2 separate regions of the Homo sapiens genome follow, and region 1 is linked to region 2. A link is a contact called in ENCODE Hi-C or POLR2A ChIA-PET data. All regions are on one chromosome and are shown on one strand. Each heading gives the region's core, a stretch centred on a gene start or an enhancer-like site at or near the end of the contact. The rest is flanking DNA. Distances are from core to core; before and after follow the strand shown.

Region 1 (6,824 bases), core at 733-3,232, 330 kb after region 2:
TGCTGAGCAAAGAGATGTGTTTTTCAAAACCAGGGTTCAAAACCAGTGTCCACGCTGGAGTAAGTGGAGCATGCTTCTCTGTGTTCTCTGAATGATCTTGCACTCCTCTTAAGCAAAGGAGTACCATGACCATAGTCAGTGGGATCCCACAAATGTTCTTAAATGGGTAAGGCTTTAAGTAGCCAGAGAGTATCCAGCCTACCATTGGCTTCTCCACATCCTAAAACCTGAGACAGCCTTGGTATATGCTTTATAAATGTTTCTTTTCTTGTTGTTTAAGTAATTAAAGTGTTTAAAATGTCTTCATTAGATGTGACGATTGTTTAATGAGTTTGCCTCTGACGTGTGGCTCCATGGGAGATAGGCAAAGTAATTAAGAAGTTACCAGAAATTGGTCGGCTGGGGAAATGCAAAAGTTAGCATTTCAGTAGTGAATTTCTCCTGGAACAAATGAGCAATTTTTCCTCTTTCTCTTAAGTAGTATACCCTTTTCTCACTTAGTAATTTAATGGTATATAAAGACATGTGTATAAGTGAGTGCATACATATGAGGTATGACTATAGGGTTGTTTGTGGGAATTTCTTTTCCTAACATACAGAAGATCAAAGTGTTCATCTCACCCCGCCCTCCTTAAAAGGTGTCTTTTGGGAGACTATGTGCTCATTGACTATAGTGCTGCCAAGTAAAAATATCTTGGGAACTCTTCTACTAGAATGGCCTTCAGGGCTTGGCATGTTCCTTTGGTTTACCCTTAGAGATGAGAAATCCTCCTCCTTTGAGGATGGATTTAAGTTCTGGAAATAATCTCAAGTGCTTGATAGCACAGTTGGATGAAAAAAGATGGCAATTAAGGTAAGTTACACCATTTTTGTTTCTAAAAAAATCCCTAAGAAATTTCTTGGAATGAGTCTTTGGCCTCAGAGCCTCTCAAAGTGTCCACTTCAAGGGGGGATCATCCTCATTAGCACACAGATTTTTAAAAATCAATTCTCTTGCCATGCCTCCTATGTGTTCACATCTCTGCATACACTACAGATATAAGTGCATAATCATTCATATAAACATCTGGTAGGTATTCTGTAAAACTGTGTTTACTTTAGTGCATGTTATTGTCATGTTATGATGTGACTGGGGTGTTTCTTTGTCATGAAACTTTGCTTCTTCACAGAATTAGAATACTGCTCTCTCTATATTGAACTACATATACAGCGTTTTCTTGTATCAGCCCCCAAAGTCTGGATGCCCGGTGTTGTGTTTACATGTGATTGTGCCTAGGAGTCTGTTCACATAGAGACACCTGTAAGTATTTATTACAAAACGGAATGTAAGCAAATATATCCACATTGGTTTTATTTGAATCAAGGTGTTTTTTTGTTTTTTGTTTTTTTTCCTTTTGAGGAGGAACAGGGAGCCTCCTCCTCCATGAGCACTTACAGAATTGTGTAAAATTCTGTGAAACAGTGGTAAGCATGGGCACCCGATTTCAGCTGTCCTGCTGCCGCTGCCCTCCAACCTGCTCTGTGTGTGTGTGTCGCTGTGCTTGGTGGCAGTGTGCCGTGCTCGTGCCGGCTCTTCCCAGCAGACTGGTATCTGGCTGTAACGTTTGACGTCTTCATATTGCCAGTCTGTATTGAGGGGTGATGTACATGGCCATACAGCCAAATGGGTCTGTGTACCAGTGTGGGGATTCCAAGAACACTGCCTGTCCCCCACAGCAAATATTGATGCTGTTGGTCAGCCAAAGATTTTCCTCTCCTTTGCTGCTTAAACTTGTGCCTTAATATTGTACATAATAAATGGATAAAATGGCAAAATGACTCTTTTCTCTCGCTTGCTCCTTTCTTCCTTAAAGAACTTATAAACTGATGCTCAATAAATGTTTCATTTCATTGTACCCCACTTAATGTTTTGCTTCAGAGGCCCTCGGCTCCCCCCTTGTGGGCCTCACGCTGACACCAACACGCAGCTCTTGACTCTGAGGAGGAAATGAATCATCCAGACCATCGCAGCTTGCAGCCCGCCCACTCCTGGCTCCTCCAGACAAATAAGGAGAAAGGAAACGCAGGGAGACTGTGTGCCTGGGTGTCCACTTTGATCACATGTGAGTGTCCACTTTTGAGGTTCCTTAGTTCAGAGCCTGCAAATGATCACTGTAAACTGGCTCTGTCTCAGGAATTCACCCAGGCAGCCTGGAGTCAGCCATGGCTCTCTGAGCCTGAGGATGGAAATGGGAGATGGGAGCTGTTTTGTCAGTGTCTTGGGGTCACAGGAGAAGAAAGCGGGACTTTGGTGGGAAGGAGTCACACGGTAAATGGGCGAAATCCAGGCCAGGAGCCTCAGAGACTGAAGCAGAACAGAGTAAGACTCATGAGAATCTCCACATGAAGGCCCCTCCCCTGGGATCACTGTGTTTAAGAGAGAGTGGTTCCTGCTGTTTATTCTCTGGTCATGCCTTTTCAGCGAAAGCCTGTCTCCTCACCCACCCCCAGCCCTAGCATAGGAAAAGCTTCCTTGATGTGAGCTCTGGGGGAGTGTGAAGGATGCATCTCTAGCCCCCGAGTAATCATCAGTGTGATTTATATGCATTATCTTCTTCAGTCACAACAACCTCGTCATCATCCCCACTTTAAACCCCAGGAGACTGAAACTCAAACAACCCTGGGCAAGTAATGTGCAAAAGATGGCAGGGTGGGGATTTGAACCCAGGTCTACCTGTTGCAGAGTCAAGGGACTTGCATGTGCAAGTTGGGTGGATGCTGGGAGGCAGGAGGCTCATGCTCCTGTCTGCCTGGCTTCTTGTCTGTCCTGCTTCTACCCCGAGGACTCCTCTGCAGGGAGCGCCATCTGTGTGCGTGTGCAAATATGACTCAATTCACGTAAAGATGCACTCTTGCAGCTCCCCAGTCTCTACCTGTCAGGATGACTCCAGGAAGACAGCTGGAGTACTGCATTTGTGTTTAGGGTTTGTATGACCCTTCCGAGTTGTCACCTTCCCACGCTGATCCCACATGTGTACATCATGCGAGCCACCCCCTGAGCTCTGACCTTTCTCTTGGCCCCTTGTACACCCCAGGAGAGAAGTTCTCAATCCCAGCAGTTCTTTGTAGTCATTCCAAGTGGTACACGTCTGTGCCCTGAAGGAACACTGGCCTCCATTCTGACATCTGGGCTGGGGCCTCAGGAACCACAAGAGATAGCAATGTGTTTTAAGTTGCGCAGGCCCATCGTGATAAGGAATTAGGTCACAAATGGGAAATAAATCAGAAGCAATGAAATTCCTTTCTTAAAGTTCTGTGTTGTCAAAATAAAAGAAGCTTTCTGTCATAAAAAAATGTCATTATGGTTTACTGTTTCTGTTGCCTTTTTATCAAGCATGACAGGGTATCTTTGATGTGCTTCCTTTATCTGCCTCTGTTCCTGGCAGGTAGACATCCCGAGACCATTCCAAGTGAGCCAGGACTCCCTCTCTTGGTGAGTCTATCATCCTCAAAGTTCCTCTCTTTTTAGAATATTGAGAGATATATAGGTAATTTTTTAAATTGAATCTGGAGTTTATGGGAACCTGGGAAGCCCTCCATATCTGATGTGGAGTTCTATCAAAGGGTAACTCTCCCCAAGTTTTTGGAGACTCATAATGTGTATACAGATAATATAAGGATCATAGACTACATCGTTGAGTGCTTTGGAGTATAGTAATATGAATTATAGTCCTATTGTTAGAAACTAACAGTGCCTAACTTTGTGTCCTGATGGGTTTTGCCTCTCTGAATGTGCAAGGGAGGCAGGATCTAAGTTTTATTGAATTGGCTTTGGAATAATATTTCATCTTAAGAACCCCAGAGGTAGGTATTATGGGACATTATTACCCCTGCACGTCAAATGAGGAAACAGACTCAAGAGAAGTGAGGTGTGCACTTGGGCTCTGCAGTAGAAGCCAGGCCTGCTCATTTCTAAAGCTTTTGTTCTCTCTCTGCACTGAATTGTTGCCTTTGACTTTAGTTGTGTGTTTTTGTTTTTTTTTATGGTTTGCTTGTGTTTGTTTTTAATCGCTCTAAAGAGAATTGGTAAGCAGATGGCTAACTGAAAAAACATTATTGAGGCCCTTGTTGGAAATGTGACTTTTTTTTCGGCCAAAGTCATATACCGGACAGAAAGTCTGGATCAGTAGCTCTGGTCCGTGAGATGTATACTTAATCTTTACCTGCTAGATTTTGTTTACTAACATTCACCTGGTAGGTAGCATGGTGGAGAAGGGACCAACAGGCAGAAGCTGTGTCAGGTCTGCACAGGGGCTGGGGACCTGCTCTTGGTTTTCCCCAGGTACCTTGTGAAGCCACAGAACTTGTGGCCCAGGAGTGCTGAGTGTAAAATGGAAGTGTCTGTGAGTCTAATGAAATTCTTGATTGTACCTGACAGGCATCTATGCCTGGTTTCCCGATCACCTGAACCTTGGTGCCTTCCCTTCCATATACATGGCTCTGCTTCTGCCCCATCTACTCAGTCATCTCTGCTAGGGTCCCCAGTCACCTTGGGCTCCTCCCCCACTCTCTCCTTTAGCTAGTTGGTCACCTGTTCCTGCCTACTTCACCCTCCCATGTTGCTTCTGTACTTTTATTTTCTCCATCCCCATGGCCTTAGTTCAAGACTTCATCTCTCTCATGGACAATTACAGTAGCCTTCTGCCTACTGTCTCATCCTACTCTATTCTTGACAAGGACACCAGAGAAACAAGAGTAATAATGACATTGATTCATTGTCATTATGCACCCAACCTCCCGTGAGCCTTTCCCATATTAGCACATTGAATTCTTACAATCACTGTTATTATAGTTCCATTGTACTGATGGAGAAACTAAGAAGTAGGGAATTTAAGCCTCTTGCCCAAAGTCCTAGAGCTTGTGAGTGCAGGGCTGGGATCCAAGCCCAGATAGACTGGCTCCAGAGCCTCCAGACCACACTGTTCTTCCCCAACCCGAGTTTCTAGAGGGATGTCTGATAATGTCACTCTTTTGAGGGAAATTGCCACAGCACTATTAGCCCCCTGTGGCCTTCAGGATAAAGCTGTGGCATTCATGCCCTGCACAGTCTGACCCCTGCCCTCTTCCCTGACTAGTTTCTCTCCACTTCCCTTTCCACCCCTACCTTCAAGTTGCTCTAGGAACCACACTGTGTCCATAATCTACTTTGTGTGTTTCCATTTCTGCACCTATCCGTGGGGTCCCTGGGATTGGGATGCCTCTGGGATTGCGATGTCCATCTGTCCAATCTAACTCATTCTTCAAGGTGAGGCTCAAATGTCACTTTTCTCAGGAAGGTATTTCCCGTCACCAGGGTCAAAATTAATTGCTCCTCTTCCATTATTAGCTGAGTCACCTGGAGAAAGTTGTTGAACTTCTGAAAACTTCTTCTTTGCAAGATGTCATGGAGCAAGTACCATGTCTGTTTTTTCATTAATGTGAATCAGGCACCTAATGCAGTTGCTGGCATACCACAGGTGCTTGAGTGTTGACTGAATGAGTCAACCCTTGAGTGTTGACTGAATGAGTCAAGGATTTAATGAGAGAAGAGTTGTAATGTATCTAAAATGACAGTGCTGTGCATCATAGCATCCATCCAGCTCTTGCCCCAAGCCGTCTCCTGTTATAGTGAACTACGTACACAAGTGTCTGTCAGCTCATCTGTTTGGGGTAGGAACCCCGACTTGTACCTAGAGTAGATGCTCATTAAAAGTTAAACCGACTGTGAATTCTCCCAAGCTTCTTATTGCATATGTTCAGTGACTGTTGTCAGGGGAACTGGAAGCAGAGATCCTTAAGTAAAATTTTATTTAAAAATTACTGTGCAAGTAATGCTATTTGTTTTTAAAAACAATCAAATGAGAATACAGAGGAGAATACGAAGAAGCCACTACCTCCTCTAAATTGCTGCATGTAGCCATTCTGTTAAGTCTGGAGGATTTCCTTCTAGGCTCCTCTACAGATATGTACAACCAAATAAATAGATATGAGTGAATGAATATAAGACCATGCTACTCATACAACTAGGTTTTTTTCATTCAACAGTAGGTCATAGACAGGTTTCCTAGGCAGCACGTGTAGATCTCTCTTATTGTGGTTTATGGTGGTATGTGTTCCTTTGTGTGGAGGAAGGGGAGTTTACTGAAACCTGAGGGTGCTCCTGCACCACCACCCAGCTCCGCAGAGCATTTCCCCAGCAATAAGGGAGAGCTAAGAGCATGGGGAATCTGGGGAGATGTTTTCTCTCCTAAGAAAGAGGCCAAAACTTGCAATATATAAGTCAGGCCTGGCCAAATGCTGGCCCTGTGTTCCTCCAGTGCATCAAAATGTTTCCATTCGCCTGTCCAGGCACTAAAAAAATTGATGATTTTCATGATGACATTGGGATCCCAAGGACTCAACAGCACCATGGCCCCAGCTTGATGGCTCAGCCCAGTCTGGCCTGGAATGCCCTGTTTCCATCCAGAAACCCTCTTTCAGCTCTCTGAGGGGCTGATTTTTCCATCCAGTGCCCTACCCTTTGGCCTAGAGAACACATTTTCCTGGCATAATTCGACTCAGCCCTAGTCCAGTCTGACTTTGTTCAGTGAGTTGATGACATTGATCCTTCCCTTGTCCCTGGCACTTCCATTTTGCAGAGCATCTATCAGAGTTTTACAAATATTTAGCTTTAGGAATAGCCTGTAAAAAGAAGCCCAGTTTATGATTCACTCATCAGGTTACTACTAAAAATTAATTATGTGCCCAGCATGCTTCAGATCTTGGGGGGAAGCCAGATAATACAGAATGCCATGGTGATCCTGCCC
Region 2 (6,906 bases), core at 2,440-4,939:
TATTTTGTGGAAACTGAGAGGCCTTTAAATGCACAAAGAATCATTTGTTACCAAATGTAAAAGAATCATGGACTATTCTTCCATGTTCGAAATCTAAGATGATTCAGAGTTCATTTAGTCCAGCCTCTTCATTGTAAGAATAGTAATATCTCCTTCCACATGGGTAGCAGACATGTTTTTGCCCACCTAGCATCCTTTCCCTCTTTTTCAGGTAACACCACCTCATTTTTTCTTTTGGGTAACTTCTCTCCCCGCACTGTTATTCAAGAATAACAGATTATTCCACATCTGTTATTCAGATGGGACTGATTCTAGCTCCAGAGGAGGGTCTAAAGAGAGTACCCATTCCCTGACCACAGTGATTGCTTCAAGAATGAGCACTCATCCCAGGTTTGGCCAATGACAGCAGTCTAATTTGATATCATTTCTGATGCCTGTTGCCAGGACTATGCTTAATACATGTACAATATTTTCCACTGAAAGCTTAAGGGACATTTCAAGGTCATAGCAAGTCATTCACATAGCCAAGATCTCCGGATGTCTTCTCATTTTGTAGTGGGGAAAGAGATACCAACAGATAATTTCGGTGATACATTAAGGGCATACATTCATTCAACAAATATTCACTACTAGAAACCTGGTTCCGTGGTGGGTGTTCAGGATGGAATTATGAATGAAACAGTCATGATCTCTGGATGTCCCATGATGTTCTGAAAGGTGCAGCATGTGTGAGAGTGCACAGGAGGGCCATGTAAACTACCCTGGATATATGTTTGTGGGTATCCAGAAAGGCTTCCCAGAGAAAGAAACCAGCCTCCTAAATCTCTCTGAATCTATCCTCCTTTAATTTTCTTCCTCATCCTCACAGCTACTGTCTCAGTTCAGGCCCTCTTTATTTCACATCTGAATTACAGCAATAACTTTCCAACTGCACACCACCACACCCCTACTCTTACCCTATTTTTACCCAACTCACTCTTTACTAATGACAGAATGATTTTTTCTTAGAAACTTTTTTCTAAAGTATAATGTCCACCCATAAAAGTACATATGTAAGCATACAGTTTGATGAACTTCCATAACCAAACACACCCATTAACCAGAGCCTACATTAACAGTCAGCATTCCGCAGCCCCCCCGTGTCCCCATCCATATACTCACCCTCCTTATACGTAATAAAAATAAGAATTCATTTTAAAAATGAATATCGCTTCCTTCCTTTGTTAAAGCCTTCCAAGGACTTTCTCGACAGCCTGCAGGATAAACACCATCTCCTTCGCCAAACTATACCCTAGTAATTCCTCGCCTACTGCCCCAGTCTTCCCTCCCTGGCCTCTGCAGTGCTGCTCCCTCTGTGGCAACTAACACCTCAGCCCTCTTCCTCTGCATTGTAATGATTCCTAATTATTCCAGGAGCCACCTCCTCAAAGCCTTCCATGATCCCTTCCCTCCCCACTATCTGTTTCTCTCGTAGATTTTTGAAGGTAGAAACCGTGTTTTGCATTTGTTTCCCAATTTGTTAAATGAACAAGTGAGTAAATTTATTAATTTCCCATAACTCCTTTCCTCCCTTTCCTTCTCCTCTACCCTACCAATGGCTCTTTTAAAATAAGAACAATCCAGTCCCCTGTGAATGTTTGTGCATGTATGAGATGCACAATGATCACGTATGACCTTCAACCAGCAATTTGCGAAGTCACGACTGGTTTCCATTCATCCAGACACACCTTACTACCTAGTATCCCCTCCTCCCACATCAAATAAGGGTATAGTAGGGGCAGTTTGTGGTCTCAACCCTACCGAGGTAAGAGGGCACAAAGAAAATTGATATGCATGAGACCTCGGGCATTCTTCAGGTAAAAAGATGGCTTAATTGGAACATTCGGAGGCTTAAGAGAAAATCGGGAGTGGTGGAAGGAAGCAATCAAGCAGGGTAATATTTCCCAAATGCCTACCGGCCACGTGCCAGACACAATGTTAGGCTCTATCTGTGATGTCTTATTTAACTGAAGAGGGAGAAGAATGTGAATAAATGGCTGGATTCTTGAATTGCATAAAAAGAGAAGCCAATACACTTTTTCCTTTATTTCGTTTAAACAAGTAATTTGTGCATTTATAGCTTTTTCTTTTAATTAAAAGTAAGAGTGGAAAAAAGTCACTGAAATGTCTAATTTCAAATAAAATATTTGATTTCTAATTTCTGTTTTTCAAACAAACAAAAAACCCCAGAAGCATTATGAAAGGTTTTACTGTGCAGGAGGAAATGTTACTAGGTTGATGGGCCTAGCCAGAACACCTAACATCCTCCATCTAGTCTCCAAACTGAGGCTGTGGCCCTGCAGAGAGCGCCACCCGGAAGCCACTTTTATAGAAGCTTTTACACACAATGCTTGATTTTTTTTTTTTTTTTTCCGAGACGGAGTCTCGCTTTGTCGCCCAGGCTGGAGTGCAGTGGCGCGATCTGGGCTCACTGCAAGCTCCGCCTCCTGGGTTGACGCCATTCTCCTGCCTCAGCTTCCCGAGTAGCTGGGACTACAGGCGCCCGCCACCAAGCCTGGCTAATTTTTTTTTATTTTTAGTGGAGACAGAGTTTCACCGTGTTAGCCAGGATGGTCTCGATCTCCTGACCTCGGGATCCGCCCGCCTCGGCCTCCCAAAGTGCTGGGAGTATAGGCGTGAGCCACCGCGCCTGGCCTATACTTGATTTTTAATGAAAACATTCTTAAATTCATATGGCTAACGCAAATTTATTTTCTGTAGGCATAACATCAAAAACACCTGGCAGGATTGCCCCATTCCCAGCACTGTCTATTTCTCCCCTAGTATCAGTGGGACTCCACTGATGCACAGCTGTGATCTACTAAAACTTCTCTCAAAACTTTCTCCTCTCCTTAGGTCAGCAGCCCCGCCCCTGATCTATTTGGAAATCCCCTGAATAAAAGTTGAATATCATAAACCAAAGCGAACACCCAGAAATTCAAATTCAACCCGTAGGTAAAAAATTTCTCAAGTGACTGTAGACGTAGATGTCTCCAGTGTCGCCTAATAAGGTAGAAGAGGCCAGTGCGATACTGTCTTTACACCCTTAACTTGGGTGCTAGAATATTTATCTTCGTCATCATTTTATCATCCAAACTATTTTGCATAACTTTCATGGGTGCAGAAAATGTTTTTTAAGTGCTTGGTAAAATTAATAGTGATATTCATTCATTCATCTCACTGAACAGGCAATAAATTCCTTGACGACAAGGGCCTTGGGGGGGTCACATCTTCATCTTTGGTTTATGAGTCCTGTGCGTCTTGGTACAAGCAATACTACTATGAGCCGGCAAGTCAGACTTATTTGGTAGGGGACCAAAGGAAAGAACATGTTTTGATTGCTAAGAAAACATTTTGTTCTCTATCCTTTACTGGGCTGGCAGGCAAAGGAAATGTTCTTATGAGCACTCACATTGAAAACTTAAGTTCTTCACCAAATGCAGAGACTCTGAAGGCCACGCCGCTGCGGGCTGCCTCCACAATTCGACCGTCTCGGCGGGCCACGAGATCCTGGCCACGGATGCGGTGGCCGCGCCTCTGCTCGCACGTTCCCCCGGCCTCTGGACTCCCTCCCTCCCTCAATCCCTCCCTCCGGCGGGCGTCGCTGGCGGGTGGCTAGGCCCAACGGCAGGAAGCCGACGCTATCCTCCGTTCCGCGGCGCCGGGTCCGCCTTCCGTCTGTTCTAGGGCCTGCTCCTGCGCGGCAGCTGCTTTAGAAGGTCTCGAGCCTCCTGTACCTTCCCAGGGATGAACCGGGCCTTCCCTCTGGAAGGCGAGGGTTCGGGCCACAGTGAGCGAGGGCCAGGGCGGTGGGCGCGCGCAGAGGGAAACCGGATCAGTTGAGAGAGAATCAAGAGTAGCGGATGAGGCGCTTGTGGGGCGCGGCCCGGAAGCCCTCGGGCGCGGGCTGGGAGAAGGAGTGGGCGGAGGCGCCGCAGGAGGCTCCCGGGGCCTGGTCGGGCCGGCTGGGCCCCGGGCGCAGTGGAAGAAAGGGACGGGCGGTGCCCGGTTGGGCGTCCTGGCCAGCTCACCTTGCCCTGGCGGCTCGCCCCGCCCGGCACTTGGGAGGAGCAGGGCAGGGCCCGCGGCCTTTGCATTCTGGGACCGCCCCCTTCCATTCCCGGGCCAGCGGCGAGCGGCAGCGACGGCTGGAGCCGCAGCTACAGCATGAGAGCCGGTGCCGCTCCTCCACGCCTGCGGACGCGTGGCGAGCGGAGGCAGCGCTGCCTGTTCGCGCCATGGGGGCACCGTGGGGCTCGCCGACGGCGGCGGCGGGCGGGCGGCGCGGGTGGCGCCGAGGCCGGGGGCTGCCATGGACCGTCTGTGTGCTGGCGGCCGCCGGCTTGACGTGTACGGCGCTGATCACCTACGCTTGCTGGGGGCAGCTGCCGCCGCTGCCCTGGGCGTCGCCAACCCCGTCGCGACCGGTGGGCGTGCTGCTGTGGTGGGAGCCCTTCGGGGGGCGCGATAGCGCCCCGAGGCCGCCCCCTGACTGCCGGCTGCGCTTCAACATCAGCGGCTGCCGCCTGCTCACCGACCGCGCGTCCTACGGAGAGGCTCAGGCCGTGCTTTTCCACCACCGCGACCTCGTGAAGGGGCCCCCCGACTGGCCCCCGCCCTGGGGCATCCAGGCGCACACTGCCGAGGAGGTGGATCTGCGCGTGTTGGACTACGAGGAGGCAGCGGCGGCGGCAGAAGCCCTGGCGACCTCCAGCCCCAGGCCCCCGGGCCAGCGCTGGGTTTGGATGAACTTCGAGTCGCCCTCGCACTCCCCGGGGCTGCGAAGCCTGGCAAGTAACCTCTTCAACTGGACGCTCTCCTACCGGGCGGACTCGGACGTCTTTGTGCCTTATGGCTACCTCTACCCCAGAAGCCACCCCGGCGACCCGCCCTCAGGCCTGGCCCCGCCACTGTCCAGGAAACAGGGGCTGGTGGCATGGGTGGTGAGCCACTGGGACGAGCGCCAGGCCCGGGTCCGCTACTACCACCAACTGAGCCAACATGTGACCGTGGACGTGTTCGGCCGGGGCGGGCCGGGGCAGCCGGTGCCCGAAATTGGGCTCCTGCACACAGTGGCCCGCTACAAGTTCTACCTGGCTTTCGAGAACTCGCAGCACCTGGATTATATCACCGAGAAGCTCTGGCGCAACGCGTTGCTCGCTGGGGCGGTGCCGGTGGTGCTGGGCCCAGACCGTGCCAACTACGAGCGCTTTGTGCCCCGCGGCGCCTTCATCCACGTGGACGACTTCCCAAGTGCCTCCTCCCTGGCCTCGTACCTGCTTTTCCTCGACCGCAACCCCGCGGTCTATCGCCGCTACTTCCACTGGCGCCGGAGCTACGCTGTCCACATCACCTCCTTCTGGGACGAGCCTTGGTGCCGGGTGTGCCAGGCTGTACAGAGGGCTGGGGACCGGCCCAAGAGCATACGGAACTTGGCCAGCTGGTTCGAGCGGTGAAGCCGCGCTCCCCTGGAAGCGACCCAGGGGAGGCCAAGTTGTCAGCTTTTTGATCCTCTACTGTGCATCTCCTTGACTGCCGCATCATGGGAGTAAGTTCTTCAAACACCCATTTTTGCTCTATGGGAAAAAAACGATTTACCAATTAATATTACTCAGCACAGAGATGGGGGCCCGGTTTCCATATTTTTTGCACAGCTAGCAATTGGGCTCCCTTTGCTGCTGATGGGCATCATTGTTTAGGGGTGAAGGAGGGGGTTCTTCCTCACCTTGTAACCAGTGCAGAAATGAAATAGCTTAGCGGCAAGAAGCCGTTGAGGCGGTTTCCTGAATTTCCCCATCTGCCACAGGCCATATTTGTGGCCCGTGCAGCTTCCAAATCTCATACACAACTGTTCCCGATTCACGTTTTTCTGGACCAAGGTGAAGCAAATTTGTGGTTGTAGAAGGAGCCTTGTTGGTGGAGAGTGGAAGGACTGTGGCTGCAGGTGGGACTTTGTTGTTTGGATTCCTCACAGCCTTGGCTCCTGAGAAAGGTGAGGAGGGCAGTCCAAGAGGGGCCGCTGACTTCTTTCACAAGTACTATCTGTTCCCCTGTCCTGTGAATGGAAGCAAAGTGCTGGATTGTCCTTGGAGGAAACTTAAGATGAATACATGCGTGTACCTCACTTTACATAAGAAATGTATTCCTGAAAAGCTGCATTTAAATCAAGTCCCAAATTCATTGACTTAGGGGAGTTCAGTATTTAATGAAACCCTATGGAGAATTTATCCCTTTACAATGTGAATAGTCATCTCCTAATTTGTTTCTTCTGTCTTTATGTTTTTCTATAACCTGGATTTTTTAAATCATATTAAAATTACAGATGTGAAAATAAAGCAGAAGCAACCTTTTTCCCTCTTCCCAGAAAACCAGTCTGTGTTTACAGACAGAAGAGAAGGAAGCCATAGTGTCACTTCCACACAATTATTTATTTCATGTCTTTACTGGACCTGAAATTTAAACTGCAATGCCAGTCCTGCAGGAGTGCTGGCATTACCCTCTGCAGAACAGTGAAAGGTATTGCACTACATTATGGAATCATGCAAAAGGAAAAAAAGTTTCATGATATCTGTTGTTGGCAGTTTTTGTTTATCTCTGACAGTTTTTAGTTAAATGTTTAGATCCTCAGAACTACATTAGTGCCTACTATTAACTTACTCTGTCTCTTGTTAAAGGCTAAATCTGCGCTTCTCCCTGGTGCCAGCAGGTTCCCCTCACAGTCAATGCAGTGGTATAGCATATCCTCACATTTCTAGTGCCCTTGAGACTGTGCTATGGAACCAATCTTGAACATACATGCATTGACTTGACAAGTTACTGAGTAAGCAGCATATTCAGCAGGTGCCACTACATGCCTACTCTGCCAGA

What was found. A loop is a pair of places that touch in the nucleus more often than their neighbours do. ChIA-PET counts read pairs that join two places held with the same protein, here RNA polymerase II (POLR2A). Pooled maps may share reads with other maps.
Region 1: a loop to region 2 is called in a pooled map, with 8 times the contacts of the local background. The contact joins the enhancer-like site here to the promoter of FUT4 in region 2. A Hi-C loop is called at or near these places in 1 of 168 maps with a recorded cell type or tissue (PC-3) and 8 of 50 pooled maps. POLR2A ChIA-PET finds 5 or more read pairs at or near these places in 1 of 52 experiments (H1).

The regions. Positions count from the first base shown.
Region 1 is chr11:94,874,854-94,881,677 of GRCh38, forward strand. It overlaps AMOTL1 (angiomotin like 1), which reads left to right. Exons shown (of 13, transcript NM_130847.3): 13 at 1-1,895. Among named protein-coding and RNA genes, the nearest start is that of CWC15, 95 kb to the right of the region's middle. RefSeq lists an enhancer at 1,571-2,082. Within about 2 kb of position 1,983, at least 15 of the 41 ENCODE cell types and tissues checked have a DNase peak (open chromatin) inside an H3K27ac peak, as active enhancers do.
Region 2 is chr11:94,540,232-94,547,137 of GRCh38, forward strand. FUT4 (fucosyltransferase 4) reads left to right here and starts at 3,690. Exons shown (of 1, transcript NM_002033.4): 1 at 3,690-6,906. The coding sequence starts at 3,903. The coding sequence ends at 5,495. PIWIL4-AS1 (PIWIL4 antisense RNA 1) reads right to left here. Exons shown (of 5, transcript NR_135093.1): 5 at 5,101-5,615. RefSeq lists a silencer at 3,878-4,447 and an enhancer at 5,267-5,941.